Linked DNA regions of Homo sapiens: region 2 is linked to region 1. Evidence: chromatin loops called from intact Hi-C (ENCODE). Cell type or tissue: PC-9. All regions are shown on one strand. Each heading gives the region's core, and the rest is flanking DNA. Links, peaks and the distances in the headings are about the cores only. Region 1 holds the start of LOC107984658 (a long non-coding RNA gene). Region 2 has its middle 13 kb from the start of HSP90AA1.

What was found. Hi-C counts contacts between places; a loop is a spot of excess contacts. Peaks named below come from ENCODE experiments on the same cell type or tissue, not always from the same donor. Only the 100,000 strongest peaks of a DNase experiment are listed, where the experiment ranks them.
Region 2: it touches region 1 in a loop (5-fold over the local background); 22 of 110 quality-filtered maps call a loop at or near these places.

Annotation. Positions count from the first base shown.
Region 1 is chr14:101,763,043-101,778,015 of GRCh38, forward strand. The region is part of intron 2 of PPP2R5C (protein phosphatase 2 regulatory subunit B'gamma); the gene reads left to right. LOC107984658 (a long non-coding RNA gene) reads left to right here and starts at 1,037. Exons shown (of 2, transcript XR_001750901.1): 1 at 1,037-1,244; 2 at 2,112-4,007. In PC-9, for the core only: CTCF peaks have their summits at 8,095 and 8,295; DNase peaks (open chromatin) are centred at 8,089 and 9,919; H3K27ac peaks cover 1,132 bases.
Region 2 is chr14:102,092,791-102,107,763 of GRCh38, forward strand. It overlaps a transcript of HSP90AA1 not described here. Among named protein-coding and RNA genes, the nearest start is that of HSP90AA1, 13 kb to the left of the region's middle. RefSeq lists a silencer at 3,894-3,993. In PC-9, for the core only: CTCF peaks have their summits at 3,973 (motif pointing left), 4,174 and 6,134; DNase peaks (open chromatin) are centred at 3,941 and 4,821; H3K4me3 peaks cover 1,405 bases; H3K27ac peaks cover 2,362 bases.

The sequences.
Region 1 (14,973 bases), core at 3,872-11,871:
TAAAGCCTAGAATCTTCTAAAATGTTTCCCTATGTGAGGTTTTTTTTTTGTGGTGTCTTTTATAACCCTCAATTTTAGTTGTTTAGGTATTTACTGTTTTGCTTTGGAAAACTATTAATGATTTTATGAAAATTGTGCTTGCCTATGGGGTTTGTTTGTGGGTCTTTTGGGGTTTTTTTTGTTTTTTATTTTTTTGAGACGGGGTCTCACTTTGTCACGCAGGCTGGAGTGCAGTGGCGCAATCTCTGCTCACTGCTACCCCTTGCCGCCCAGGCTCAAGTGATCCTCTTACCTCAGCCTCCCAAGTAGCTGGGACCACAGGAACATGCCACCACACCCAACAAATTTTTTTTTTTTTTTAATAGAGTCTCACTCTGTCACCCAGGCTGGAGTGCAGTGGCGCGATCTTGGCTCACTGCAACCTCTGCCTCCCGAGTTCAAGCAATTCTCCTGCCTCAGCCTCCTGAGTAGCTGGGATTACAGGCACCCGCTACCACGCCCGGCTAATTTTTGTATTTTTATTAGAGACGGGGTTTCACCAGGTTGGTCAGGCCGGTCTTGAACTCCTGTCCTCGTGACCCGCCCACCTTGGCCTCCTAAGGTGCTGGGATTACAGGCCTGAGCCACCGTGCCCATCCTGGATCTGGTATTTTTAAGTTCATTTCCCACACCTCAAACCCAGCAACCCTCCTGTATAGATTGGTCTTATGCAGTCTATGGTGTTGCTATGTTGCTTTTAGCTTTAGGGTCATCTCCCCACCGCCACTTCCATTGCAAGCTGCCAGGCAACTCAGTGGTTAGTTCTTTTTCTTCCATCACCTTGTTTTCCTTCAAACCACCTCTGCTACTGACGTCCTGGGCTAGCTCCCTATTTCTGTTGACGGTCCCTTGGCCTCTTTCTCCAATAATGTTGGTATTTGAAAAAATTTACCTAGTTTTGGTATTTTATTATTGTTCACATTGTGTGTGTGTGTGTGTGTGTGTGTGGGCGCGCGCACTTGCGCGTCGGCCACTTGTAAATTTCTTTGCTTCTTGGCTTTGGCCTCATTGAGGAACAGCTGGAATGCCAAGTGAGCATTGCATCTACTTGACCAAGGTTGATGCTGTTCCTTCACACCGTGAAGTGCCTTCAGAGGATTTGCAGAGTCACCACTTTCCTTTGCCTTTTCTTCCTTGTGACTAATTGTTGAACTAGAGCACCTAGGGCCAAGGGTCCAGGAGCTGCGTGGACCCAGGCAGAGCCAGTAGGTCCTTTTGAATCCATGGGTAGCACATAATTGGGTTAATAGAGTGTCAGTTATCCAGAACTGGATCATTGAAGCCCCAGTCTTATCACAAATGACGTTTATTTGCCAGTGTCAGACTTCTTCCTGTAAGCCAAATTAGAATGAGTTCAGTTCTGTCTGGGAAACACAGTTAACTGGCGATGATCTGCAGTGGACTTTTTTTTAGCCCTGCATTCTCTCTTTTCTATCATTTGGTGTATTCTGAACCTCCCTCCTCTTCAGCAGGTGGTTTATTCCAGCAAATCTGTTGCCCTCCCCAAAGCAAAAAGCAGAAATCCAAAAGATTCCTTAAATGTCAATAGTTAGGATCATTTGTGCCAGTCTGTCCCTCCCTGTCTTTATAGCAGACAACTGAGGTTTACTGTGCCATGCTGGGATTTGACTTGTTTCTTTCTTCCCTGTCACCCTTTTGACTAAATTCATTTCGATGAAGATGAAATGTAGGTGCTTTATGAAGGTATATGCTATATGCCTTTTTTTTTTTTTTTTTTGGTCTTTTGATCTTTCATTAAAACTGCTAAGATTTCTTCTCCCCAGAGCTTTCTTGCTAATGTGCCTATATCCTCTTACTTTAGCTATATTCCTTATACAAAGGAGCATCAGTGTGTATATATCATTTATTTCTATTTTTAGTGGGAAGATCCTGGCTGTAAGGATGAATAATGTTAAGTTTAAACCTGAAAAATCTCAGTAGTTCAAAGATACCAAAATCACTACTATGTGAAATGTGTGTTTTGAAAGCAGTTTGCCAGCCGTGTGAGACCTGCGGTGTGGCCTGCAGTGCCTGAGTATGATGCCCCACTTGTCTTTTTGTATTTTTTCTAGTGCTACTGTCTAAGAGCTGGAGCTACAGAGCTTGAAATTACCACTGAAAACACTGAAATGTTGGGCCCTTCACTGCTTCCTCATAAGGATACCAGAGGCAACCTGGCATATTAAGCTTGACACTTGGCAGATCACTGTGTAAATTGTTTTTCAGGAATACAAGTTGGGACACTTCTGTTCATTTGACCTTTGAGTTGACCCTTAAATTTTATTATTGTTTTTTTTCCCCTCAGTCTTCAGCTCACTGCTTCACTTCTAGTTCCACCCACTTACCAAATATGATTGACTCATGCAGGTGAATTAAACCATTATTGCACACTTTTTCCCTCTCCTCTCTCTCAGTATTACTCTTAACTTGAATATTTTAACCTGAACAATTTAAATAGGCTTGACATTCCCATGCTGCTTTCAAGCCTTTTTTTTTTTTTTTTTGAGACAGAGTTTCACTCTTGTTCCCTGGCTGGAGTGCAATGGCACAGTCTCGGCTCACTGCAACCTCCACCTCCCGGGTTCAAGTGATCCTCTTGCCTCAGCCTCCCAAGTAGCTGGGATTACAGGCTCCTGCCACCATGCCCAGCTAATTTTTTTTTTTTTTTTTTTTTTTTGTATTTTTAGTAGAGACGGAGTTTTACCTTGTTGGCCAGGCTAGTCTCGAACTCGTGACCTCAGGTGATCCGTCTGCCTCAGCATCCCAAAGTGCTGGGATTACAGGCGTTAGCCACCATGCAGCCCCTTTCAAGCCTTTTAACATCATGTCACCTTCACAATGAGCAGTTGCTCCCATTACCCAGTGAACTCACCTTCTGATGGGACAGTTACCCTAGTTGGGGCTTCTCAGCCTTGAGAGATGTGCAGAGCAGGGACCTGTCCAGGGCAGAGCAGCCAGACAGCGTGGAAATAATCCAAACAGAGAAAGCATTCAAGAACTTGGCCTCTGGTTGACTTAACACACTACTTCAAGTATATGGCAGGTCTGTATAATAAACTCCTGCCTGTCTAGTCTTCAGCCTCATAGAAAGCAAGAAAGCAGGTGGCGTATGTTGCAGAACAATTCTTGGGTAGAACAAGGGGACATTTGATGGTTTGGGTTTTTCAGTAAGAAAGATGAAGTCCTGGAGTATAGGGTAGAGTGGTACAGTGGAAAATATTTCAGCTTGGGGGTTAGAAAATAAACATGCCGATTCTTGCTTTGCCATAAATGATGTCACCTAACTTGTGTGACCCTGTTTTCTCATCCCTAAAATGATTTGATAAGTTTAAGATTAGGCTATTTTTAAATGTATGGAAGAAATTGGGTGTTACCCTTCTTGAAAGACATTTTCCCTGCAAGTATGGCAGGCTGTATCTTTCAGTGTAACAAAGTTCTATTAAAGGTCATAACTGCTGCCCTGTAACTTTTGCCTTATTCTAGAAACTTCTACTCCTTGAATGACATGTGTTGGTACATGTTTCTTCTCTTTCAGATAGAATGGTTAATTTTGACTTGTTGCTTCTGCACACGTGTCCTGGAAATAAAAGTTTCTTCCCACTACTTATTGCTGATTTATTTCATAGGAAGTCTTAAGGAAAGAGGCAAAAAACGGGCTCATGGGTCACTTGAAGTTGGAAAATTCTGTGGAGATTGACAAAGGAGACTCACTTTTGAGCATCTGTTCTCAGTGTAACCTTCAAATCTGTGGAAACATAACTAGGCACATTTTATGATTATTTAGAATGTTAATAAATTGCTCTGAGTTTCCTCAAGTCCATTTTGTAAGATCAGACCATAGGTGGGTGTTGTTTCTTTTAAGTGTGTGTACTGTGTCCAATGTTACATTTTTAGAAGTGTTCATGCTTTTTGTAAAGTGATTCGTTTTAAGCACATTAAAGGTCGTTTGAGTATTGTCATGTATTTTACACCTGCTTCAGCTTAGTTTTGTTTGAAAGTCTCTACAGCAACTCTTACATAATATCTGTTGCTGAAGAGAAAGAACAATCCTCTCTCCAACTCGTTAGCTAGCTTTGCCACCTTCTACCTTTAGTAAATTTTTTCCTGTTATAATCTGTCCCTTTACATTCCAGTGCCACCACTCCCTGATGGTCTAGACCTAGGGAGACTGACAGTCGCCTCAGGTCGCATAGGTGCTAGGCGGAAGGGTAATTTTTTTAGAAATTAAAATTGAAATTTTAAAAATATTTAATAATACACCCATTAAATGTTAACAACATTGTTATGAAAAATATCTTTGCAAGAAATACTCCTTTTCACAGTCTCTGTAGCAAGAGTTTTTACCTGAGTAAGGAGGAGGACAAGGACAGTCATTTTGTTCGGCACAACTCCTCCAAGGAGAGCCCCTGACACCCCTGTAGGCTCACTTCTGAGCTTGGGGCTTTCGCTAGAACCTCCCTATGCCTTAGCTTCCATCAGTCTCTTCCCACCTTTTTTTCCATACAACCCTAAGCTGAACTTGAGTGAAAGAGAAGACCAAGAGAAGTAATACTTTAAAAATCTTTTTGAAATTCATATGTAATGATTATGGAGTAAATGGAATCATTTGCTTTTAATTGCCACGTCTTGGCTCCCTCTTCCCAGCGCCTCCCCATGGTCTTTCCTTAGAGCCCAGGGGCATCAGAAAGAGGTTCTGCGGGGAGGATCCATCCCTGGCAGCCGCAGCCTCAGCTCCCGAGCTTTGGGGTTGTTAGGAGGCAGATGTCCTGAGCTTGCTGCCCTTGAGGCTTGAGGGAGTGGTGGGTTCTTCCTTAGGCAGCTCCCTTCTCTAGCCCCCATTCCTGTCCTACATCACAAGCTGCAAGGTCGGTAGACCCCAGGTACCTCCTTTGTGACCTCCACTGCTCTAGACCAAGGGTTCCCATCTGAACACTTGACTGTGGGGCAAGATATTTTGTTGTGGGGCTGCCCAGTGGTCCTCTACTTTGTAGGACATTCACCAGCATCCCTGGCCTTACCCCTGGATGCCAGTGGCCCACTGCCCCCACCAACTGTGACAACCAAAATGCATCCAGACATTGTCTGGACATTGTCTAATGTCTCCTGGAGGATCAAATCGCCCCCTGTTGAGCCACTGCACTATAAAGACACCTTTCCAAAATATGTACATTTGCTTACAAACCATGCCTGGCACATATTCATCTGAGCATTATATTTCCTTTAGAACAGCAGTGAGTGCTCACACAGAAGGGAGATCACTCCTTTATACTCTTCACAATTATCAAGCACCCCAAAGAGCTTTTATTTAGTGAGTTATATCTATCTACCGATATTTTTCCTTAGAAATTAAAGCTGAACGTTTTTAAATAGTTCATCTAATAATAACAGTAACACCCATTACATGTTGACATAAAAAACATTTATGTGGAAAGAATTTTTTTTTTTAATTTGCTGAGAAAAGTGGCATGGCTCTGTTTTTGCTAATCTGTTTAACGTCCGGCTCCATCGAAGGTAGCTGTCTGCCCCTGCACGCAAGCTGTTCTGATTTCGTATGTGTAGCCTGTGAAAAACTCCCCATAATGACGCTTTAAAGGGCAAATCACATCTTCATGTTATCATAAAAACCGTTTTGACCTTGTGGACCCCTGAAAGGGTCAAGGGACACACCCCAGACCACACTTTGAGAACCCCTCTTTTAGAATGCTCTACCCCCATTCTCTGCTGGCCATCTGAATCCTTTCATCTTTTTTTTTTTTTTTTTGAGACGGAGTCTTGCTCTGTCACCCAGGCTGGAGTGCAGTGGCGCAATCTCCGCTCACTGCCAGCTCCGCCTCCCGGATTCACACCATTCTCCTGCCTCAGCCTCCCGAGTAGCTGGGACTACAGGCGCCCGCCACCACGCCCGGCTCATTTTTTGTATTTTTAGTAGAGACAGGGTTTCACTGTGTTAGCCAGGATGGTCTCGGTCTCCTGACCTCATGATCCACCTGCCTCGGCCTCCCAAAGTGCTGGGATTACAGGCGTGAGCCACTGTGCCCAGCCCCTTTCATCTTTTTAGCTCCAACTCAAGCTCATCTATCCAGAAACTTCAGCGAAGCTGTTTCTCACCATCTTGGACTGTGTGTCTTCCATATTTTAAATGCTTATAGCAATTACTTACTAGACCAGCGGCTGGCTGTATGCAGTTCTGTGTCATGTACACTGTGTTAGATGACCTTCGTTCCCCTGTGACTTGCCTTCCTAGCTAGATGCAGTCCTTGAAGGCATCAGTTGAGCTCGAGTCTTCTTTGATCTTGCCATATATATTAGGGCCTAGAGTCAAGAAGTATTGAGTTGGTGGGTTTTAAAAGTACTGAAAAGGAGACCTTGAAGTCAGTTAGGTTGCTGATTTTTCTGATACTGTAAATTAGCAACAACAATAAAAAACTTGTTTATTAAGAGGCTTATTTATCACTTTTTTGATCCAATAAGGGAACTCTAATGTAGAATTTTTATTCAGTGTAATTCATTTTAAATAAATAACAGTATACTAAAGCAGAAGATTATGGTACTTAGGTTTTTTTCTAATGTCTTGGGAAAATTTTAAAAAGTAGAGTATTTTGGTTTTTTTCTTAGTTTTCTTTTACATATTCAGTGGAAAAAAGTGTAGTCTCATAAGATCTTGGTTAAAAGGTCAGTGGTAAAAAGTATAGCCTCATAAGATCTTATTTTAATTAAAGCACTTCAAAATAAGATTTCCATTTAAATACAGTTATGCATCACTTAATGAGGGGGTACGTTCTGAGAGCTGTGTTGTTAGGCAATGTTGTTGTTTTGTAAACATGATGGCATGTGCTTAACACAAACCTAGGTGGTAGTCTGCTACACACCTAGGGCATATGGAATAGCCTGTCACTCCAGGCTACACACCTGTACAGCATGTCATTTAACTGAACCCTGTAGGCACCTGTAACACAATGGCAAGAATTTGTATATCTAAACATAGAAAAGATACCATAAAAATATGGTGTTACAATCTAAGGCACCACCATCATTTGTGCAGTCTGTTGTTATCTGAAATGTCATTATGTGGCAGTGACTGTAAAGGTTTCTCTGTGATCTTTTATGCTTTGTGTTTCTTAATTTATTTTGGGAATGTTTCTCAGTAGAGCATAGCTACATATATATTTAATATGTTTTATAAGATAGGGTTTGTTTTGAGCATGTCTTGTTCTGTGCGAGCACTGTGTTGAGGATTGAGGAGATAAAGACCTGTTAGGAACTGAAGTAGTGGCTGTTTCCATCATTTTTGAAGTGTAGCACCTGTTGCTTCTGGACATCCAGTGTACTTGGGAGTAACTTGGCCCCCACTCAGTTAGATCTTATTGTCCTTGAGTGGATGGGACAAGATGGAACCCATTTCATGTAAAGAGCCACCTGGAGCTTTGGGTGAGAAAATCAGATGCTTTAAAGCGTCTAGGGAGACACGGGCTTACCATAAAATTATGGAGTTCCAGAAAGCACATTGGACCCTAGGGTGTGTATCATGGTTAAAGCCAATAGATAAGATCAGCATTCCTCTCCCTCTTCAGTAAAAGCTTCGCTACGGTATATGCAATTCTAGAAAGAGCTCATCAAGCAAATGATATGAAATCTAAAATTTTCCAGTTCAAGAAAGAAGCTCAAAGTTCCTACATTAAAGCAACAGCAGGGTGAATGGCAACTTATAGCCCTGCCATGTGATGGTGGAAAGGTTTCCACCTGCATCCTTAGCGGAGCTGAGTGAGTCAGTCTGCCACCAACATGAAATGCGGTGATGTTTTCCTAAATCACAGGGAAGATTCATCTGGAATATTTCAATTCGAAGATGGGTCTCCAGTGTTTCCTTAAACACTGGGTACCTGCCAAAGGGCAGGGCACAGCGGTGTCTGGTTTAGCACAGTGTCCTCTCTAATCACCTCACACGTTCCTATCAGTATGTTGTTTTAAGCAGAGACTCTCCAGTGCTCCTGCAGTGAAGGAAGTGCTGCTTCCCAAATCCAAACAGCGTTGTCATCTTCATGTTCTCCACCTGGGGGAGTGAGAGAACAAGCCTAGAAATTAAGCTCTCCAGAAGGGGAAAAAAATGCTTTATTAAGGGCATTTGGCTTTTTCTTCATCTCGTGTGTGTGTGTGTGTGTGTGTGTGTGTGTGTGTGTGTGTGTATTTTTTTGAGACAGAGTCTCACCCTGTCGCCCAGGCTGGAGTGCAGTGGTGCGATCTTGGCTCACCACAACCTCCGCCTCCTGGGTTCAAGCTATTCTCCTGCCTCAGCCTCCCAAGTAGCTGGGATTACAGGTGTGTGCCACCACACTATCTTGTATATATTTCCTTAATATAAGATTGAGCAGCTGGGCACGGTGGCTCATGCCTGTAATCCCAGCACTTTGGGAGGCCCAGGCGGGTGGATCATGAGGTCAGGAGTCAAGACCAGCCTGGCCAAGATGGTGAAACCCTATCTCTACTAAAACTACAAAAATTAGCTGGGCTTGGTGGCAGGCATCTGTAATCCCAGCTACTCGGGAGGCTGAGGCATAAGAATTGCTTGAAAACCTGGGCGGCAGAGGTTGCAGTGAGCTGAGATCACACCACTGCACTCCAGCCTGGGTGACAGAGTGAGACTCCATCTCAACAACAACACAAAAATGGCCCCCAAGAGATTAATTTCAGATACCCTGCAGCCTGCAGGTGTTAGCTCTGACCAAGGGCTGGCATGGCCCGGTGGTAATATCAAATTACTAAGGGGCTCTGAAGGGGTTAGACCTGCCCTGGCCAAGATGTTTGTTGTTTGCTGCATATGGCTATTTTAAATTTAAATTTAAATTAATGAAAATTAAAATTATGTAAATAATTCAGTCCCTCAGTTGCACGGGCCACATTTCAAGTGCTCAGTAGCCACATGTGGCCAGCAGCTACTCTGTTGACCAGCAGATGTGGAACATTTGCAGCTTCACAGAAAGTTCTGCTGGACAGAGCTACTTCAGACCCTACCAGTATTTTCCAAAATAATTCTTATGGGAGTGTATTTAATTTAATTGAACTTATTTTGTTACCTATCAATCTTCTTAATATGAAATATCAAATTTAAGGTTAAATTTAAAGGAAGAGAAGACTTATATTGGCAAAAGAGAAGGAAGTAGATAAAATTAAGGAAAGAGGAGGGCAAGAAGAAGAGGGAATGCATGGTGAGACGAGAGGGAGGCCCTGTCTACTGCTTGGTCTGTGGTTGGCCTACACCTGATACCCACACGAGAAAGACTCCATTGCCCATAGGAGCGGGACTTGGACAGACCCAAGAGCAGTCACGACCTTTTGTCCTCCTAGTCTTTCTTTATAGACATTTTCTCTTATTTATTTATTTATTTTGGGTTCAAAACACAAAATTTATTTTGGGTTAAAAAATAAAGTAATGCGGCTGGGTGCAGTGGCTCACGCCTGTAATCCTGGCACTTTGGGAGGCCGAGTCGGGTGGATCACCTAAGATCAGGAGTTCGAGACCAGCCTGGCCAAAATGGTGAAACCGCATCTCTATTAAAAATTTTTTTTAAAAGCCGAGTGTGGTGGCATGCACCTGCAGTCCCAGCTATTCAGGAGGCTGAGGCAGGAGAATCCCTGAAACCCAGGAGGCAGAGGTTGCAGTGAGCCAAGATTGCGCCACTGCACTCCAGCCTGGGTGACAGAATGCAACTCCGCCTCAAAAAATAAATAAGTAAAAAATAAAGTAATACGGAAATCAAGGTTCTCCCTTCACCTTCCTCCCATTCTCAGACCTGCTTCACAGAGCACAGCCACTTTGTCCTGCTGATTATGAATGGGGCCACTGTCCAGAACACGGAAGCTGTGCAATGTGGCAGAGGCTGGGCTCTGGAGTCAGGTCCCCCTTCTGTCCCCTGGAGGGATCATACCCTCTCTCGGTATCATGTTCCTGTTTATCTTGGCCGATTTCTCTGACATTGCGGCTTCCCTCCAGGGGATTCCTTCATTCTCAGTCATCCAGCAGGTTCATTCTGAGACCTGGCATGTGCTGAGCACCATTGCGGGTGCAGAGTTCCTGCACTCGTGGAGTTTGCCTCCAGTGAGGGCACAGAAGTGGAGTGTGGAGCTGCAGGTGTTTTCTGCGGGGCACTAGTGACATTGGGCGTGAGAGCGTCTCACCTTTGCAGAGCAATGGCCCTGGGGATCTCAATACCATGATGACAACCAAAACCACTCACATAGCTCCACACACCACTGGTGGACAGGACCCTCTGGCAGCCCCTCTGCTGGAGATTGGGAGGCTGCTTCAGGTGGTCAAGGATGGTCTCACCAAGCAGATGACATGAAAAGTGAAATGTGAATGTCAAGAAGGAGGCCACAGTGCAAAGATCTAGGGCAAGATATTCATTCAGCCAGAGGCAGCAGCTAGTGCAAAGGCCCCATGGAGGAAGTGAGTTTGCCGTGTCCACTGCCAGGTGTTCAGTTGACTAAGGAAAAGTGAGGGTAGGCAGAGCAGGAGGGATGGAGGTAGGGAGCCGAGCACAGACAAGGTAGGGTAAGATCTTATAAACAGCCTGCCTAGACAGGGTTTTGGGATTTTGGCAGGGAGGGGGAGTTGTTTTGGGGTTTTGTTTTTAGAGACAGGGTCTCACTCTGTTGCCCAGGCTGGAGTGCAGTGGTGCAGTCCTAGCTCACTGCAGCCTTGAACTACTGGGCTCAAGCAATCCTCCCTCCTCAGCCTCCCAAGTGGCTGAGATACAGGTGCACACCACCATGCTCAGCTGATATTTGGATTTTTTTGTAGAGAAGGGGTCTCACTGTGTCAGCCAGGCTAGTCTGAAACTCCTGGCCTCAAGCGATCCTCCTACCTCGGCCTTCCGAAGTGCTGGGATTACAGACATGAACCACTGAGTCTGGTTGGGCTTTGAGTTTTTATTCTGAGGGTCATGGGAAGCCACTGGGGTGTTTTGAGTAGGGAAGTAAGAGGATCTTCCTAGCTGCTATGTGGGAACGAGGGGCAAGAGCTGAACAAGGAGACCAACTGGAAGACTTTGCTTCTCAGATGAAGGGTTTCTTTGTTCACACAGGCAAAGATGAGGCACTGGCACAGCTGGCTGTGGGTGGGCTTGTCATCTGACCACTTGCTTTAGAGGCCTTGGCTGGGAGCTGGCTCTTGTGACTTTTGGCCCCTAGAGACTAAACTGCAGAGAATTTGCTTTGAGGTGCCAGCTCCTACATTAGCAGCCTTAGTTTTTCCTAGACAGACTGGTTTCTTTGGAGAATCCCTTTTTCTTGTCATAACCACTCAGTTTACCAATGTTCTGCAGAGAAGGTGTGTGGGGATAAGGTGGCTATGGAGAGATCAGTATTCAGACCTAACATCAATCTCCTTTTCAGCTGCATATCTCACTCCTATTCTCTGCTATACCCAGTCTCTGAGTGCGTGGCCTCGGGGGGATTCTGTAGGGACAGAGCACCTGCTTTCTCCCTCCAGCCCCACGCTGCTTTGTGGTTGCCAGATGGAAGTTGCATCTGTTGAATATTGCTATGCTGAGATGCACCAGTGACTGCCTCCGCAAATCTTTTTATTACTGGAGGTCGTAACTTGCCTCTTCCTTCACTCTCACTTGTAAGGCAGGCTCAGGAGGTTTGCTGATTGTGAGTGCATCATCGACCTTGATCAGGGAAATCTGTCCTGTTTTCCTTTATTTCTTCCTCTCATCCAGAAATTGTTGTCCTGGCACGAGAATCAGTAAACCTTTTTCTGTAAAGGGCCAGATAGTAAATATTCAAGGCTTCAGGGGGCGCGTGGTCTCTACTGCAACTACTTAACTCTGCTGTTGCAGCAAGAGAGAAGCCACAGACAACAGGTGGATAAACAGACGTGAGTGTATGCCAGTAAAACTTGATTTACAAAAATAACCAGGAGGCCAGATGTGGTTCATGGGCTGTGGCTTCCCAGCCGCGGCCTACTGGAATCCAAATCGGGTTCAGCACTTGGAGAAGCTGCTAGTATTGGTCCCTGGGCCTGTATCTGAAACCAGTACTAGCCATGGTCTGTGGAAGAGGTATCTTTTTTGTTTGACTCTATTCACCATCTAAGAGATACTGAGAGATCAGTGATTCGGCCCTGCCCAACTGAACAATAAATATCTTATATCTAGTTGTGAATTTTGAGAATTGCAGTGTTTAAATGAAGGGAAAGAGCTGCTTGTTTCATTTGGTAAATCCCTTATATGATAAAACATCTAGGAGAGAGGCTTTGTCACAAATCCAGTTGCCCATTTTGCTGTTTCCATGAAATATTTCAAAGTAGAGAAACTAATAGACTTCCATGTATCTGCTGCACAGATTGCCTTTTACTCCCAATATACTGGGGTGCTGTTGCCTGGCTGCACGGAAGGTTGTGGGGTGTGAGGGCACTTGGACATTCGGGCTTGCTGTGTCTCTGTTAGAAACTAATGGGGCGTTGTCCCTGAGCGTGAGGGACACCTCTGGCATCTTGTTTCCTCTACCTGAGGAAGTGCAGCCATGCTTGTTGGGAAGACTTGGGAGAGGACCATGTACCACTGAGGCAGGTAACACCCTTTGCCTCTGTACCTCCCTGTGGGCCTGGCAGTGGGGCTGGGCCCAGGGCCAGCAGTCCACCTACCCTGGCTAGGAACCTGAACTCCTGCATAATTTCAAGGCCCTTCTGGGCAACACCTTGCCTTGCCATGTGGACTGGCCACCTCATCTTTCCTTGTCTCCAGACACCCCCACCACCTCCTTCCCCCAGCCAGAGACTCCAGAATCCCAGATCCTCACAGCAAGACACATCCTCCCCCAGGGACCCCGTGTCTGTTCAGTGGAGAGGCTCTGGGAAGGGGAGGGAACGACTTCCTCTTTATTCCCGTAGCTTCCATTTGAGTGGCCGACAAGTGTCTCAAATAGCATTTCAGATTGTGCCCCCCCCCCACTCCACCCCCGCCTTCCTCCTAGAAAATGCAGCTGGTGCTCGTGTGCAGCCACTGTTCAGACACGTGGAGGCCACAGTGCTCGCTTGGAACCCTCTGGGACCACCGACTTTCAGTGGCTTCTACTGAAGGGAAGGGCCGACTATTTTGATTTGGGTTTGACAGATAATACTGAGTTTGAAAAATAATTTCCCATCATTAAGCCAGACATCAAGAGGCCAAAGTAAATTCTAGGTCATCTCTCCCCTCACTGAGTGAGTTCCCTGTAACCAGCATTCCAGAAGAGGGCGAAAGGGGAAGAATCAAGTCCTTTTTTTTTAGATGTTGCCCAAACCAGATCGCTAAACAGTATCATACCTTTTTACTGCGATTTCTTATCATTTTAAGATAGATACCCAGTTTTTATTTTAGGAGTAAACACTTAAACTGAGGAAGCACACCTGTTGTTTCTCACTTCCTATTCAGCCAACACTAATGCCTTCTCTGTACTGAGAACAGCTGATCCTCCCAAAGCGTGTGTGTCTCCCTGTCTTCGTGGGGCCCTTGCTGTTCTCACCATAAGCCCAGAAGACTCAAGGATGCTCAGCGGGTCGTGCAGCCCTCTCCACCACCTATTCCAGAAAGTCCTCCTCACCCTAAAAGGAAGCCCCATTCCCACCAGCAGTCACTCCTCACTCCCCTTCCCCCAGCCTCTAGCAGCTACCAGTCTGCTCTCTGTAGATGTGCCGATTCTGAATAGTTCATAGAAATGGAATCATGCAATATTTGTCCTTCTGTGTCTGGCTTCCTTTACTTCGCAGAATGCTTTCAAGGTCCATCCATGTTGTAGCGTGCGTCATACCTCATTCCCTTTTTTTTTTTTTTTTTGAGATGGAGTCTTGCTCTGTCGCCCAGGCTGGAGTGCAATGGCGTGATCTCGGCTCACTGCAACCTCCACCTCCCGGGTTCAAGCAATTCTCCTGCCTCAGCCTCCCGAGTAGCTGGGACTACAGGTGCACACCACCATGCCCAGCTAATTTTTGTATTTTTAGTAGAGACAGGGTTTCACCATGTTGGCCAGGATGGTCTCGAGCTCCTGACCTCGTGATCCGCCCGCCTCGGCCTCCCAAACGCTCGTTCCTTTTTATAGCTAATATTCTATTGTTTGGATATAGCACATTTCATTTCATCAGTTGATGGATATTTGAGTTGTTTCTACCTTTTGGCTATTGTGAATAATGCGCTGTGAACATTGTGTACCGATTTTTGTTTGAACACTTGTTTTCAGTTCTTTTGGGTATATGCCTAGGAGTGAGATTGCTGGGTCATATGGATGGTCATTTTTGTTTGTGTGTTTAAGACAGAGTCTCGCTCTGTTGCCCAGGCTGGAGTATAGTGGCGCCATCTCAGCTCACTGCAACCTCTAACTCCTGGGTTCAAGCGATTCTCCTGCCTCAGCCTCCCAAGTAGCTGGGATTACAGGCAAGCACCACCATGCCCGGCTAATTTTTGTATTCTTAGTAGGGATGGGGTTTCACCATGTTGGCCAGGCTGGTCTCAAACTTCTGACCTCAGGTGATCCACCCATCTCGGCCTCCCAAGGTGCTGGGATTACAAGCTTGAGCCACCATACCTGGCTTTGGATGGTAATTTTATGTTTAACTTGCCGAAGAACCACCAAACTGTTTTCCATATCAGCTGCCCCATTTTACATTCTCACCAGCAATATACAAGGGTTCCAATTGTAGTTCCACGTCCTTTATGACCCTTGTTTTTTGTTGAGACAGGGTCTCATTCTGTCACCTAGACTGGAATGCGATGGTACAATGATGGCTCACTGCAGCCTTGAACTCCTGGGCTCAAGCTGTCCTCTCGCCTCAGCTTCCTGAGTAGCTGGGACTACAGGTGCATGCCACCATACCTGGCTATTTTTTTTTAATGTAGAAAAGGGGTCTCACTATATTGCCCAGACTGGTCTTGAACTTACGGGCTTAAGCAATCCTCC
Region 2 (14,973 bases), core at 904-8,903, 330 kb after region 1:
CTCAGGCTGGAGTGCAGTGGCAAAATCTCGGCTCACTGCAGCCTCTGCCTCCTCAGTTCAAGTAACTCTCATGCTTCAGCCACCTAAGTAGCTGGGACACGTGCGCCACCATGCCCAGCTAATTTTTGCTTTTTAATAGAGACATGGTTTCACCAAGTTGCCCAAGCTGGTCTTGAACTCCTGGCCTCACGTGATCCGCCTGCCTCGGCCTCCCAAAATGCTGGGGTTACGGGCGTGAACCACCGCGCCCAGCCAACAGCTGTTTTTAAATAATCAATGTTTAGCAAACCTTGTAGAAAGTTGAAGAAATGTTCAGGATCAACCTATAGTTATATAGGAAAATTAAGTGGTTCATACTTAGGAAAGAAAAATTGTAAATCAGTGTAGTGTGGGAAAAGTAAATTAAAAAATATATATATATATATTTAAAAAAAAAAAGGCCGGGTGCAGTGGCTCACGCCTGTAATCCCAGCACTTTCGGAGGCCAAGGCGGGCGGATCACAAGGTCAAGAGATTGAGACCATCCTGGCCAACATGGTGAAACGCTGTCTCTACTAAAAATACAAAAATTAGCTGGGCGTGGTGGCATATGCCTGTAATCCCAGCTACTCGGGAGGCTGAGGCAAGAGAACCGCTTAAACCCGAGAGCACACCACTGCACTCCAGCCTGGTGACAGAGCAAGACTCCGTCTCAAAAAAAAAAAAAAAAAAATTCTGTCATTTCTTGGAGACACAGTTTCCGAGAAAGATGGCATCAGTTAAAGCACGGGTCTGGAGCCAGATTGTGAATTCTGGTCCTGCCACTCGCTGGCTGTGTGACTGTGAGCAAGCTTCTCAGCCTCTCTGTGCTTTGGTCTAAATCTCTCTACAATAGGTGTGACCATAGAAGGGATGTGAAAGGGCCAGGCGAGGTAGCTGATGCCTTTACTCCCAGCATTTTGGGAGGCCGAGGCGAGTGGATCACCTGAGGTCAGGAGTTAGAGACCAGCCTGGCCAACGTGGTGAAACCCCAGCTCTACTAAAAATACAAAGAATTAGCCAGGCATGGTGGCATGCACCTGTAATCCCAGCTACTCAGGAGGCTGAGGCAGGAGAATCACTTGAACCTGAGGGGAGGAGGTTGCAGTGAGCCAAGATTGTGCCACGGCACTCCAGCCTGAGTCTTTTTTCTTTTTTCAAAAAAGAAAAAAGAAGGAAGGTGGGAGGACCCGGGAGCGGGTGCTGGCCATTGATGTTTCAGAGTCGACCCTAAAGTGGATTTCCACGGAGCAACCCAGTTTTTCCATTGAGTAACTATAAAATCGGGATGCTTCAGTACCAAAACTTCACCAAGCAAGTTTCAACCCATCCTTCAAAGGCCGGCTTGGGGTTGGTCACTTCTTGAATTCACCACATGCTGCCGCCGGGAAGCCGGCAAACTCGTTCCCCTCCCCTCCCACTGTTGGCAGCACTGAGTGCGGCTGAAAAAAAATGTCTGGCCACATTGATAAGCCAGAAATGGAGCCTTACTGTTCATTATTTGTCTGTTCACCATTCTGTTCATATCTGTTTACCAAAAGCCCATGTCCAGGCCCTGGGTCAAAGTGGGAGCAAAATTGGGTCCTGACCATTGTGGTCGAGGCAGGCATAAAGCCCCCACCACCTAAATATGTGGACTTAGAAACTCTTGAAGAGTGCTAGGATGGTGAGGGGCACCCCATGCACTGAGGAGGGCAGGTGCTGGCTGTGGGGAGGGAGTGTGGGGAAGGGCATGCAGGAGAGGGAGGGAACAGAGTTTGCAAGAGCCCTGAGGGTCTGCGGTGAAATATAGAAGGAATACTAGGAGTTAGCCAGGGAACAGTGAGAAGGCAAGAATTAAAAAGAAAATGGAGGCTGGAAAATTCCTTCAGTGCAGTGGGTAGGGGGACACGGAGCCCCTCTTGGGGCAGGGGTTGGCCACTGGAGCTGAAGTCAGAGGTAGGCAGGGGCCAAGGGACTGGAAACGTGGCCTGGAGATCATAGGAGGCATTGTGGCATCTTCCCAGGAGCTGCAGTCTGACCCGCATCCACTCTGACCGTGGTGTGTAGGAAGCACGCTTCCAATGAGACCTGAGGAGAGCCTGTCCCTGAAGAGTTGGTGGGTGTAGCAGGGGCAAACTTGGGAGAGGTCAGGGGAGCGAGTTAACAGGGTGAAGCACAGGAGCCCCAGAGGCTCCCGGGTGGGTGAGGCTGTGTTCACCAGGGGAACATAGGGCTCAGGCAGATGATGGCAGGTGACCCTTGCCAATGGTTCAGTGTCACCTTTGTTGGACCACAGTGTCTGCTGCGCATCCACGTGGATGGGCCTCCAATGAACAGGATGCTGGGAACATGAGCAGGAATGTGGTAGAAGGGATGTATTGAGAAGGAAGGCAATGGGACAGGCATGGATGGGCACAAAGACGGTTCCCAGGATGGCAGTCTCAGTAGGGCCAGAAAGCCTGGGATCTCAGAGGAAGAGAGGCCTGGGGGACAGGAGGCTGTGCCTGTGAGAGGGTCCAGTCCTGGGGGTGCTTGGGTGTGGGAGCACCTGTGGGAGAGGGGTGGCGGGACTCTTTCTTCCCTATCACCCCTCACCTGCAGGCCTCCCTAGCCTCCCTCCTGCGGAAGCCTCAGTCTGCATCCCCTGGCATCTGCTCTGAGTCAGGCAGGGGACAGATGTGCGTGAGCCCCTCTGAGTAAAGCACAAAGAACTGACAGAGCAGAGGCAGCTCCCTCAGGAACTTCTGTTCTAGTCGGGGAGGGACAGGCCAGAAACATACAAACAAGTGGGATGCCTTTGGGCATGCTCCTGTCTCCTAGCAGAACCAGGGGTCCTGGACACGAATTTGAACTCCTTCCCCAAAGTACTGCCATTTTCCCTTGAACTCACCTTCAAATCTTCTGAGTCATCTTTGACTCATCTCTTGCCTTCAGCCCCCACATTCTGACAGCTGACAAGTCTGGTGGATTTTTCCTTTAAAACGTTCTTTCTCTCTGTGCTTAGGGTCCTGCCCTGATCCAGGCCCTCAGGGCCCCACACCATTTCCACTTCCAGCTGGGTCTTGCTGGGTTTATCTATTCTACATTCCCGTTTTCATCTGCCCACTTCCCAGTGCAGAAAACCCCTGGGCTCCCAGGACACTGAGCCTGTAGTCCCTCTCTTGGTATTCAAATCCCAGGGCCTGGCTGACCCCACCTCTGCCTGCAACACACACCTTCCTTGGGAGGCCCCCTCCTGTGCCCATCTCCATGCCTGATCTTGGTGCTCTCAGACCTGGAATGCTGGGCACCCACATGTCACCAAGGCACCTCCAGCCCTGCCCACAACCCACCTGAGTTCCCCAAGGCAGCCTAATGGGGCACCATGGTCAGACCTGACCAGGGGACCTGGTAATTTAAGAACATGGCAGAGAAATAGATACGGAGAAAAGGGAGGTAGGGGTGGGGTGTGCACCAAGAATATGTGGCTGCATTGTTTTCTGGTTTTGTTCCAGCCTCACCTCCTCCGAGCTCACAGCAGCTCCATTCTCTCGCCCCTCCCTCCAGCCTCCAGGGGCAGCAGATCCTGCTAAGTGCACTCAGGGCCCCTCAGATTCAACATTACAGCATTCCTTTTCATTCACTCTGATTACTGCAGCAGCCCAAGGGTCTACGGTCTGCCCCCGATCATCTCTTCATGCTGGGTTGTTCTCCAAATGCACCTGGAACCTCTTGCGATGCCCTTCTCCAGGCAAATACGTGTCTGCCAAGCTTGGCTTGGAAATCACCTGCTCTGGCCAAATTCACTCTGGATGCCTCCTCCACAGCTCTTAGTCCCTGGTGTGAATTGAAATTAGACTCTGTCTTTCTCGTCTCAAGACGCAGCACATGGCACACAGCCATCTATGTGTGCTGAATGGATAACTGAATTGCTTTCCAGCGGGACCAAATGGGAACCCTTCGCCCAAAGGCCGTGATAAACCTTTGGCGCCACCCACTGGCCAGCTAATTGGTTGTATATGGGGCCTCCAGTTGGAAATGTCTTTGAAGTTTAGGAATTTCATTTTTTCGTTATTCCCTGTGTATGGGAGAATCAGGAAAGTGAGAATTATGTGACCTCCAGTATAGATCACCATCATTAATGTTTCACCCTGAAAAGTTCATGGCAAAGCTTCTAGCCTTTCATGGAGTGGGAATGAAACTGTGTAAGAGAAGAAAGCAATTTTTTTTTTTCTTGAGACACAGTCTCGCTCTGTCGCCCAGGCTGGAGTGCAGTGGAGTGATCTCAGCTCACTGCAACCTCCACCTCCTGGGTTCAAGTGATTCTCTGCCTCAGCCTCCCGAATAGCTGGGATTATAGGCGCCCACTACCACACCTTGCTAATTTTGTATTTTTAGTAGAGACGGGGTTTCTCCATGTTGGCCAGGCTGGTCTCAAACTCCTGACCTCAGATAAACCGCCCCCCTTGGCCTCCCAAAGTGCTGGGATTACAGGTATGAGCCACCGCGCCCAGCAAAAGCAATTTTTTTTAAAGAAGAAAGAATGGAGGGTTAAAAAAAAAAAAAAGGAAAATTTGAAGCAAGCTGAGTCTTAAGGTAGAGAGAGCCAGGGATTGTGGATTGTGGACAGCCCTCCCTGCTCCTCCCCAAAACCTCCCAGGATCTCCCTTACGACTATAGGGTGGTGGGTACAAAGTGGGGGTGGGTGCAGGCTGGCTCTCCCCTCCACTGCTGCTCCTGTTCTGGTCTTGGCCAATGCAAGAGCAGAGGCCTTTGAGTCCCCCCAAGGGCAACCTCTGGTTCAGCCAGTGGAAGAACAGGCCTAGCTGGTCCGTCCAGTGCCCAGAGGGCTTGTTTATCCTCAGATACCCCTCGAGGTGGGGTGGGTTAAAACTGAAACTAGAGGAGGAATGAGCAGATGTGATGTTCCTGCCTGGTAGGGGAGCTGATAGTTCCTTTGTCTACACTAGCCAGGGATCACCTGGCTGTCAGGAATTGCCTATGTGGCCAATTGACCAGGTAGTGGGTACCCTGATCAGGCCACCTTGTCACGAATGGGTTGTGAGTTTCAGTGCAGACTTCCTTATAGACTCTTGGGCTGGGCCTACCGGTCCTCTATAACCTGGTCCTGTCAGCTTCTGCCCTCATCTCCAAACCCTGCAATAAAAGGCCCTCCCACCCCAGCACCCGGCTAGTTCACACCTCTGCTCTCATGCTGTTCCTCTTCCCTGGAAAATGGCCACTCCTTTAGGAGACAGGTCAACATTATCCCTTCCGGATGCCTTCCCTCCCTGCCACCTCCAGGGAGAGGGAGTGTTGGCTTCTTTATTCCTCCTTGACTGACCTGGGGGCAAGTCTCTTCTCTTTAAGCCTCGGGTTTGTTTTTCTTTTTCTTTTTTTTTGTTTTTTTGAGACAGAGTCTCGCTCTGTCTCCCAAGCTGGAGTGCAGTGGCCTGATCTCGGCTCACTACAACCTCCGCCTCCCGGGTTCAAGCGATTCTCCTGCCTCAGCCTCCCGAGTAGCTGGGACTATAGGCGTCTGCCACCACGCCCGGCTAATTTTTGTATTTTTAGTAGAAATGGGGTTTCACCATATTGGCCAGGTTGGTCTCCAACTCCTGACCTTGTGATCTGCCCGCCTCAGCCTCTCAAAGTGCTGGGATTACAGGCTTAAGCCACTGCACCTGGCCTTTTTTTTTTTTTTTTTTTTTTTGTGACAAAGTCTATCTCTGTTGCCAGGCTGGAGTGCAGTGGTGTGATCTCAGCTCACCACAACCTCCGACTCCCTGGTTCAAGTGATTCTCCTGCCTCCGCCTCCTGAGTAGCTGGGATTACAGTCATGTGCCACCACACCCCGCTAATTTTTATATTTTTAGTAGAGACAGGGTTTCACCATGTTAGCCAGGATGGTCTCGATCTCCTGACTTCATGATCTGCCTGCCTTGGTCCCCCAAAGTGCTCTGTCGCCCAGGCTGGAGTGCAATGGCACGATCTTGGCTCACTGTAACCTCCGCCTCCGGGGTTCAAGTGATACAGTCCTTGAGCCGCTGCACCTGGCCAAGCTTCAGTTTTGTTGTCTGTAAAATGAGGAGTAGGGATGGGACAGTTGGACCAGGTGCCATTTCTATCTTAATGTAGTTCTAAACTCTTTCACTAGAGGACAGAAAAGCTAGGGTAGAAGTGGATTATTAAGTAGAGCTGAGCAAGAATGAGCTGAAACCTCCACACATTGCAAACACCCTGTACCTTCTCCAAAGTTAGAGCAAGCAAGCATTATGCAAATGTTTTATAAACTGATGTGTCCCAGTCCCAATTAATAAGTTGTGGCAAATCATAATGCTAAGTTCATACTTCGAGTGGCTAAGGGATATATAATAGCCAACTAAAAAAATTTCTAAGCTACTTCATAATGTATTATTCCAAGCAGCACTCCAAAGCATACAGCATGCTGCTTATAAATTGAAAACCTTTTCAACAATTTTGTATTTCACTTAAAAATGCAGGAGAGGCTGGGCACGGTGGCTCAAGCCTGTAATCCCAGCACTTTGGGAGGCCGAGGCATGCAGATCACCTGAGGTCAAGAGTTCGAGAGCAGCCTGACCAACATGGAGAAACCCCATCTCTACTAAAAACACAAAATTAGCCAGGTGCGGTGGCGCATGCCTGTAATCCCAGCTACTTGGGAGGCTGAGGCAGGAGAATCACTTGGATCTGGGAGGCAGAGGTTGTGGTGAGCCGAGAGCGCACCATTCACTCCAGCCTGGGCAACAAGAGCGGAACTCCGTCTCAAAAAGAAAAAAAATGCAGGAGAGAGAACTCCCTAACATTGCATTTCAGTCAACATTCAATCTTGTTCCCCACATTAAAACAGCTAGCTAATTAAATGTGACACGTGTGTTTAGGGCTGGTGAAGAACACTCTGCTTTACGAAGGCCAGTGGCTGATGTTCTTACTAAGTGAGAAGGTGGACGCTTCATGCTTGCTTCTGTTTCCCAAGTGTCAGCCCGTTAGTGCTACTGCCCAGCGGCGGGTTTCCTGATGTCCCTCCGTTCTCACAGGGACCCTGGGTTTCCTGTCATTAGTGGTATCTCTTCTAAATTCTGTTTTAAAATTCCAAAAATAAAATTATAATGTAGGCTGGGCATGGTGATTCACGTCTGTAATTCCAGCACTTTGGGAGGCCAAGTTGGGTGGAGAGCTTGAGTCCGGGAGTTCAAGACCAGCCTGGGTGATATAGGGAACTCTCATCTTTACAAAAAATACAAAAATTAGCCAGGCAGTGGTGGCATGCGCCTGTGGTCTCAGCTAACTGGGAGGCTGAGCAGGGAGGATAGCTTGACCCAGGGAGGCAGAGGCTGCAGTAAGCTGAGATTGTGCCACGGCACTCCAGCCTGGGTAGCAGAGCAAAACTCTGTCTCGAAAAAAAAAGAACTATAAATATTCAAAACAATTATTATGTAAAAATTTTCTCTTTAAAACCGAACAGCTGGTAAATCTCCCAGTGGTTTTTGAGGAAGGATAGCAGTGTTAGGAGCGTCAGGCTCACAGTGAATTCTCTCAGGGCTTGGTTCTGTCAGCTATTATTGGGCCACTGCAATGCAGCCTGGGCGACAGAGTGAGACCCTGTCTCAAAAAAACAAAATTTCCAGTCTGGTTTTTTTTTTTTTTTTTTTGAGATGGAGTTTCACTCCTGTTGCCCAGGCTGGAGTGCAATGGCACGATCTCAGCTCCCCACAACCTCCGCCTCCCGGGTTCAAGCGGTTCTCCTGCCTCAGCATCCCGAGTAGTTGGGATTACAGGCATGCACCATCATGCCCGCCTAATTTTGTATTTTTAGTAGAGACAGGGTTTCTCCATGTTGGTCAGGCTGGTCTCAAACTCCCAACCTCAGGTGATCTGCCCGCCTGGGCCTCCCAAACTGCTGGGATTACAGGCGTGAGCCACCATGCCCAGCTCTGATTTTAATTTGCATTTCTTTGATTAGTAATCCTATATTTTCATTATTTACTGGCCATGAGTTTAAATCCCTGCTCTGCTATCACTCTATGTGACTTTGGAGAGACTACTTGACTTCCATGTACTTCAATTTCCTCATCTGTGAAGTTCCTCTCTAAAGAAACTGACCAGCTTCAAAGACGTATAAACTCTGACATGGCGGGACGGGCTCTAATGAAATTCCTGTATCCTTACCCACAAATCACAAAGCTTCTAGTCAGTATTTTAGTACCTCCCATTCTTGTTCAATAAATTACCACGTGCTGGACACAGCCGGCTGGGGGCTGTGGCTCCAGAGATGCTTGAGGGAAGGTCAGTCACCAACTGTCCATCTCCTCCCAGCATTCAAAATTTGGTTCACTTCTCTCCCCTGCTGCTTTCTCCTCTCTCATTCTTTTGTCCTGTGGCTGCATGAGATACACACATATATAATGTTCACTGCCATATTAGCAGGGCTCCAGAAGGAACACAGATGAATGCAAATGTTCCACCCACTGTGTCTAACCAGAGGCCAGAGTGACGTTCTAAGGCACTGAGTGTGACTGTTCCTCCAATGCTCAGCCCCTTCCGTGGTTCACTGTGACTTTTGGGTCAAGCCCAAACTCCTCAGCATAGCCTGCCCAGGCCCCTCCAACACTCCCCCATCATCTCTTGCCACCACCACCCTCCTAGGGTTCAGTCACTCCAAACCCCACTGCCCGCTTCTTCACGCCCCTCCTGCCCACATTCCTCCCCACTTTTGCTTATGCTGTCCTCCGTGAGTGGGTGCTCAAGGCGCAGCTCACAAGCCACCTCTTCTGGGAGCCCAAGGGATTGGATTGTCTTTCTCTTTTCTCCCACAGCACTTTGTCATATATGCGCTATAGCCCTGTATTATGATGATTGTCACATGCACTCCAGGCAGGGACCTGGGACTCTCTTGGACATTGCCTGGGCCTGTAGTGGACCCTCAGTAGATGTCAATGCAGTGGATGGGTAGGCAGGGAATAAACAATAAAGAGAGTGACATTGTTTTAGCTTTCTGTGACTCCAACCACCGGTTGGTTGGATGGATGGTTAACATTAGCTAGAAATGTTTAGGATAGTAATTTTAAACCTTAGTCCACTTACCAGTAGCCTAAGCAATATAAATGGCTGCAGATCCTTGTAGAGGTGTTGCCCTGCACCTTGGCTCTGTCTGAAGGCCAGTGACGCGGTGACAGGGAATGCAGAGACGTGGAAGGGCTGTTTCCAGAGACAGAGTAGAGTGGTGGATCCAGACACCATCAGATGCCAGAGAAACACTTGGGCCTTTTCTTGGTACCAGTTAACAGGTGCCCTGCTGGGAACATAAACACAATCTTCTGGACTTCCAAACCAAACATAACAGAGATAGGGCGGCAGAGGATGAACTTGGACAGCCCCAAGCAGGCATGCCCTGGCTTCCTTAGACTTCCTCTGTGACTGTCAAATGGATTAAAATATGTGATATGTTCTCTTCCTGCAGGAAGTTCAACTTGGGAAATGGACCAGGGTCCCAGTAAGGAGCTGGGCTTCTCTGTGGATGCTGTATGGCCTGATCCCCCACTCCAGCAGTGCTTCTCTGGGTGGCCAGGTGCTCTTGGACTGGGCTAGAGGGCCTGCAGCAAAAACTAGAACTTAGTTGTTATTATTCCAGGCTCCATTCAGACTTATCCTAATGACTCAACCAACTGCAGGAGAGCTGCACTGAAGGGTCTGGAATTCTGGTTGGGTTTCAAAGTTAGTGGCTAAGGGGAAAATTGAATCCAGGGGAAGTGTCCCCCTTGAAAGCCCCTTAGGAAAGTAAGCTAAATGCATCAATGACACGAGTTCCCTGTTCCACACTCTGTATGAAGAAGAGGCTCTGCCACGCATACGACTTGTGAGAGTTTCTCATCAAATGGGAATAGTAATGTCTACTTCCTATGATTATTCTAGAGACTAACTTTAGATAAAATATGGGGAAATATAGTACATAATAAGCACTCAAGGCCGGGAGTGGTGGCTCACGCCTGTAATCCCAACACTTTGGAGGCCAAGGGGAGTGCATTGCTTAAGCCTAGGAGTTTGAGCCTAGCCTGGGCAACATAGTAAGACCCCCCAAAAAAGAAACAAAATAAAAAGAAGTGGGGGGCCAGGTGCAGTGACTCACACATGTAATCCCAGCACTTTGGGAGGCCGAGGTGGGCAGATGACCTGAGGTCAGGAGTTTGAGACTAGCCTGGCCAACATGGTAAAACTCCATCTCTACTGAAAATACAAAAAAATTAGCCAGGCATGGTGGCACATGCCTGTAATCCCACCTACTCAGGAGGCTGAGGCACAAGGATCACTTGAACCCAGGAGACAGAGGTTGCAGTGGGCCAAGATGGTGCCAATATACTCCAGCCTGGGCAGCAGAGCGAGACTCAGTCTCAAAAAAAAAAAAAAAAAAAAAAAAGCAGAAGTGGGAGTTGATTTTTTTTTTTTTTTTTTTCAGATAGGGTCTCGGTTCTAGTGCAGTGGCATGATCATGATTCACTGCAGCCTCAACCTGCTGGGCTTAAGCGAGTCTCCTACCTCCTACCTCTGCTTCTCGAGTAGCTGGGACTACAGCCGCACACTACCATGTCTGGCTAATTTTAAGAAAAATGTTTTGTAGAGGTCAGGTGCATTGGTTCATGCCATAATCCCAGCATTTTGGAAGGCTGAAGCAGATGGACTGCTTGAGTCCAGGAGTTTGAGATGAGCCTGGGCAACATGGTAAAACCCTATCTCGGCTGGGTGTGGTGGCTCATGCCTGTAATCCCAGTACGTTGGGAGGCCGAGGGGGGTGGATCACCTGAGGTCAGGAGTTCGAGACCAGTCTGGCCAACATGGTGAAACCCTGTCTCTACTAAAATACAAAAAATTAGCCGGGTATGGCAGTAGATGCCTGTAATCCCAGATACTTGGGAGGCAGAGGCAGAAGAATTGCTTGAACCTAGGAGGCAAAGGTTGCAGTGAGCCAAGATCGCACCATTGCACTCTAGCCTGGGCAACAAAAGCAAAACTCCGTCTCAAAACAAAAAAAAAAAAACAAAAACCCATCTCTACAAAAAAATATAAAAATTAGCCAGGTGTGGCGGTGTGCACCTGTGGTCTCAGCTAGTTGGGAGGCTGAGGGAGGAGAATTACTTGAACATGGGAGGTGGAGGTTGCAGTGAGCTGAGTTCGGATTACAGGAGGCGGAGGTTGCAGTGAGTTGAGACTGCACCACTGCACCCTGTCCTGGGTGACAGATTGAAATTCTGTCTCAAAAAAAAAAAAAAAGAAATTGTTAATGTGGGTTTGATACTTGGATGAATCTCATCAGCAGCCTTGTTCCAAACAACCTCTTAGGAGCCAATGATACTGATCATGAATGGAGTTGGTTTTTAAAAAAATTATAGATGTATAACAGTTCACATATTTTTGGGGTACATGTGATATATTTTTTTTGAGATGGAGTCTCATTCAGTCTGTTGCCCAGGCTGGAGTGCAACGGCAAGATCTTGGCTCACTGCAACCTCTGCCTCCTGGATGCAAGCGATTCTCCTGCCTCAGCCTCCCGAGTAGCTGGGATTACAGTCATGCGCCACCACGCCCGGCTAATTTTTTTTGTATTTTTAGTAGAGACAGGGTTTCACCATGTTGGCCAGGCTGGTCTCAAACTCCTGACCTCAAGTGATCCGCCTACCTTAGCCTCCCAAAGTGCTGGGACTACAGGTGTGAGCCACTGCGCCCGGCCTACACGTGATATTTTGATGCATGTATGTAATGTGCAATGACCAAATCAGGGTAATTGGGATATCCATCTCCTTATTTTTCTTTGTGCTGAGAACACTACAGTTCCTGTCTTGTAACTATTTTGAGACATATAAATTATTAACTGATTTCTCTACTGTACTCTTGAATACCAGAACTTATTCCTTCTAACTGTATTTTTATACCCATTAACCAACTTCGACTCATCTTTCCCTCTCCTTTCCCTTTCCAGCCTCTGATAACCATCATTCTACTCTCTACCTCTTTTTTAGCTCTCACATATGAGTGAGAACATGTTGTATTTGTCTTCCTGTACCTGGCTTATTTCACTTAACATAATGACCTCCCATCTATCCATGTTGCCGCAAATGACAAGATTTCATTCTTGGCTTGGCGCAGTGGCTCACACCTGTAATCCCAGCACTTTGGGAGGCCAAGGTGGGCAGATCACGAGGTCAGGAAATCGAGACCATACTGCCTAACATGGTGAAACCTCATCTCTACTAAAAAAAAAAAAAAAAAAAAAAATTCAGCCGTGTGTGATGGCACGCCCCTGTAGTCCCAGCTACTCAGGAGGCTGAGGCAGGAGAATCGCTTGAACCCGGGAGGTGGAGATTGCAGTGAGTGAGAACGTGCCACTGCACTCCAGCCTGGGCGACAGAGTGAGAGTCTGTCTCAAAAAAAAAAAACAAAAAAAAAACCAAACTTCATTCAACAAACACTGATCTAGTTTACAATGTCCAGGCGCTTTGCTAGGGCTGGGGATTCAAAGAACACCCAGTTCCTCGTCCTGGGAGCTCACTGTTGGAAAGACAGATGCAAGAACATGTACTTGTATACCCTGATGTAAAATAGCCTCAGGGAGTTATGGGGGCACAGTGAGGACGAGAAAAGGCTTCCCAAAGGCAAATGGCGCCTGAACTGAGTAGTAAGGAACAACCTGGGTCAGAGTGGAAGAAGGCATGCCAGATGGAGGGGACCGTGTGTGCAAAGGCACAAAGGTGAGAATCAGCATGGTAGGTGCTAGCGGTGGCTAGAGCACAGCTGGTAGGCATGGAGCTATGCAGGAAGAGGGCTTGCAAGGGAGACAGGGCCTGCATCTGCAAGGTGTGGGCTTGCCTGCCAGTGGGGAGTGTGTTCTCTGTCCACAGGGAAGGTCATTCATTCTGAGATTTGTGTTTTAGGTAGATCTTCATGGCTGTGTTTGGATTTGAGGGTCACAAGTCTGGACACATGGAGACAATTAGAAAGCTTTTGAGACTGGGCATGGTGGCTAATGCCTGTAATCCCAGCACTTTGGGAGGGTGAGATAGGTAGATCACCTGAGGTCAGGAGTTCCAGACCAGCCTGGCCAACATGGTGAAACCCTGTCTCTACTAAAAATACAAAAATCAGCCGGGTGTGGTGGTATGCACATGCGCCTGTAATCCCAGCTGCTCGGGAGGCTGAGGCAGGAGAATTGCTTGAACCCATGAGGCTGAGGTTGCAGTGAGCCAAGATGGTGCCACTGCACTCTAGCCTGGGCGACAGAGTGAGACTCCATCTCAAAAAAAAAAAGCTGTTGAAACGGTTCAGGCAAAGGAGGAGAGAGTTCCGTGAAAGTAGGTGCCTGCAGTGTGGTTCATTTACGTTTACATTGTGTATTGGTAGAGCCTGGCTTTTCCAGTTCTTTGTTCAGAAACAGCTTTCTCAATCAATGGTTCTTGACCACTAAAAGCATCTGTCCACAAAACTATTCATTTACTCCTGGAAGTTTTTCACTATTTTCATAACAATGGATATCAAAATCCATTTTTTGATCAAAGTATTTTGTTAGCTTTTGACTTTCAGTGAGCAGGGAAGAGCCATCATTTAATCAAGAACCTTTTGTTCTGTCAGCTAATATCAAGTAGGGAGCTTCTTTAAAAAGAAATCCTGATTATGCAATCATGAATAATCATGATGAAGATGAAAAGAGGGAAGTAGTAATGGAAACCAGTGTGCCCGCCTGAGCTCCCTGTTGAGCTAATTTTTTTTTTTTTTTTTTTTTTTTTGAGACAGAGTCTCTCTCTGTCGCCCGGGCTGGAGTGCAGTGGCACAACTCAGCTCACTGCAACCTCCGCCTCCCAGGTTCAAGCGATTCTCCTCCCTCAGCCTCCCGAGTAGCTGAGATTACAGGCGCCTGCCACTACGCCCAGCTGAGTTTTGTATTTTTAGTAAAGATGGGGTTTCCCCATGTTGGCAAGGCTGGTCTTGAACTCCTGACCTCAGGTGATCTACCCACCTCGGCCTCCCAAAGTGCAAGGATTACAAGTGTGAGCCGCTGCGCCCACCCTGTTGAGCTAATGTTTTGAGAGGATGGGCAAAATATAGATGAAGGGAAGTATAATCAGAGATGGATCCTGAAGAATGACACAATCCTGAAAAATACTGTCAGGAGGACTGTGCTGTAATTTGCCAGAAATTCTAAGGAAAATAAAAAAGGTCTTTAAAGTTATTCTTAGGGCAAGAAGAACTAAGAAAGCATAGATCTACTGCTTAGGGGATGATATACAGTGATACTGAGAGAAGGCACAAATACTCAAACTTTATAGACAGAAGAACTGTTGTCAATGACAATAATTTCAACTAAGCCTATGGCCAGTTCCTCCTCATATCCTGAGCCCTTTAAGGAGGCGAGGGTGGGGAGTCTGGAAGCAGTAGTGCCCCAACCCTGGCCTGCCGCACATCCTAGAGATTCCTCTCACCACTTCCCTGTTAGAATCCCTGTTTCCTACATCTCATGCTTGCTTCTTTCTTGGTTTAGCCCGTTTTTTTTGGTTTGTTTGTTTTTTTGAGACGTAGTGTTGCTCTATTGCCAGGCTGGAGTGCAGTGGCATGATCTCGGCTCACTGCAACCTCTGCCTCCCGGGTTCAAGCAATTATCCTGCCTCAGCCTCCCAAGTAGCTGGGACTACAGGTGCACGCCACCATGCCTAGCTAATTTTTGAATTTTTAATAGCAATGGGGTTTCACCACGTTGGCCAGGATGGTCTCGATCTCTTGACCTCATGATCCACCTGCCTTGGCCTCCCAAAGTGCTGGGATTATAGGCATGAGCCACCACTCCTAGCCTAGCCCCTGGTTTTGCAGAAGCACATTTTCCACAAGCACAGAGGATATGTAGGGGATATGGCAAGTACTAGCAAGGATGCTGGTGGGTGTGACAGCTGGTGTGGCTGTTCTGGAGAGCCACCTAGCAGTTTCAGTCAAATG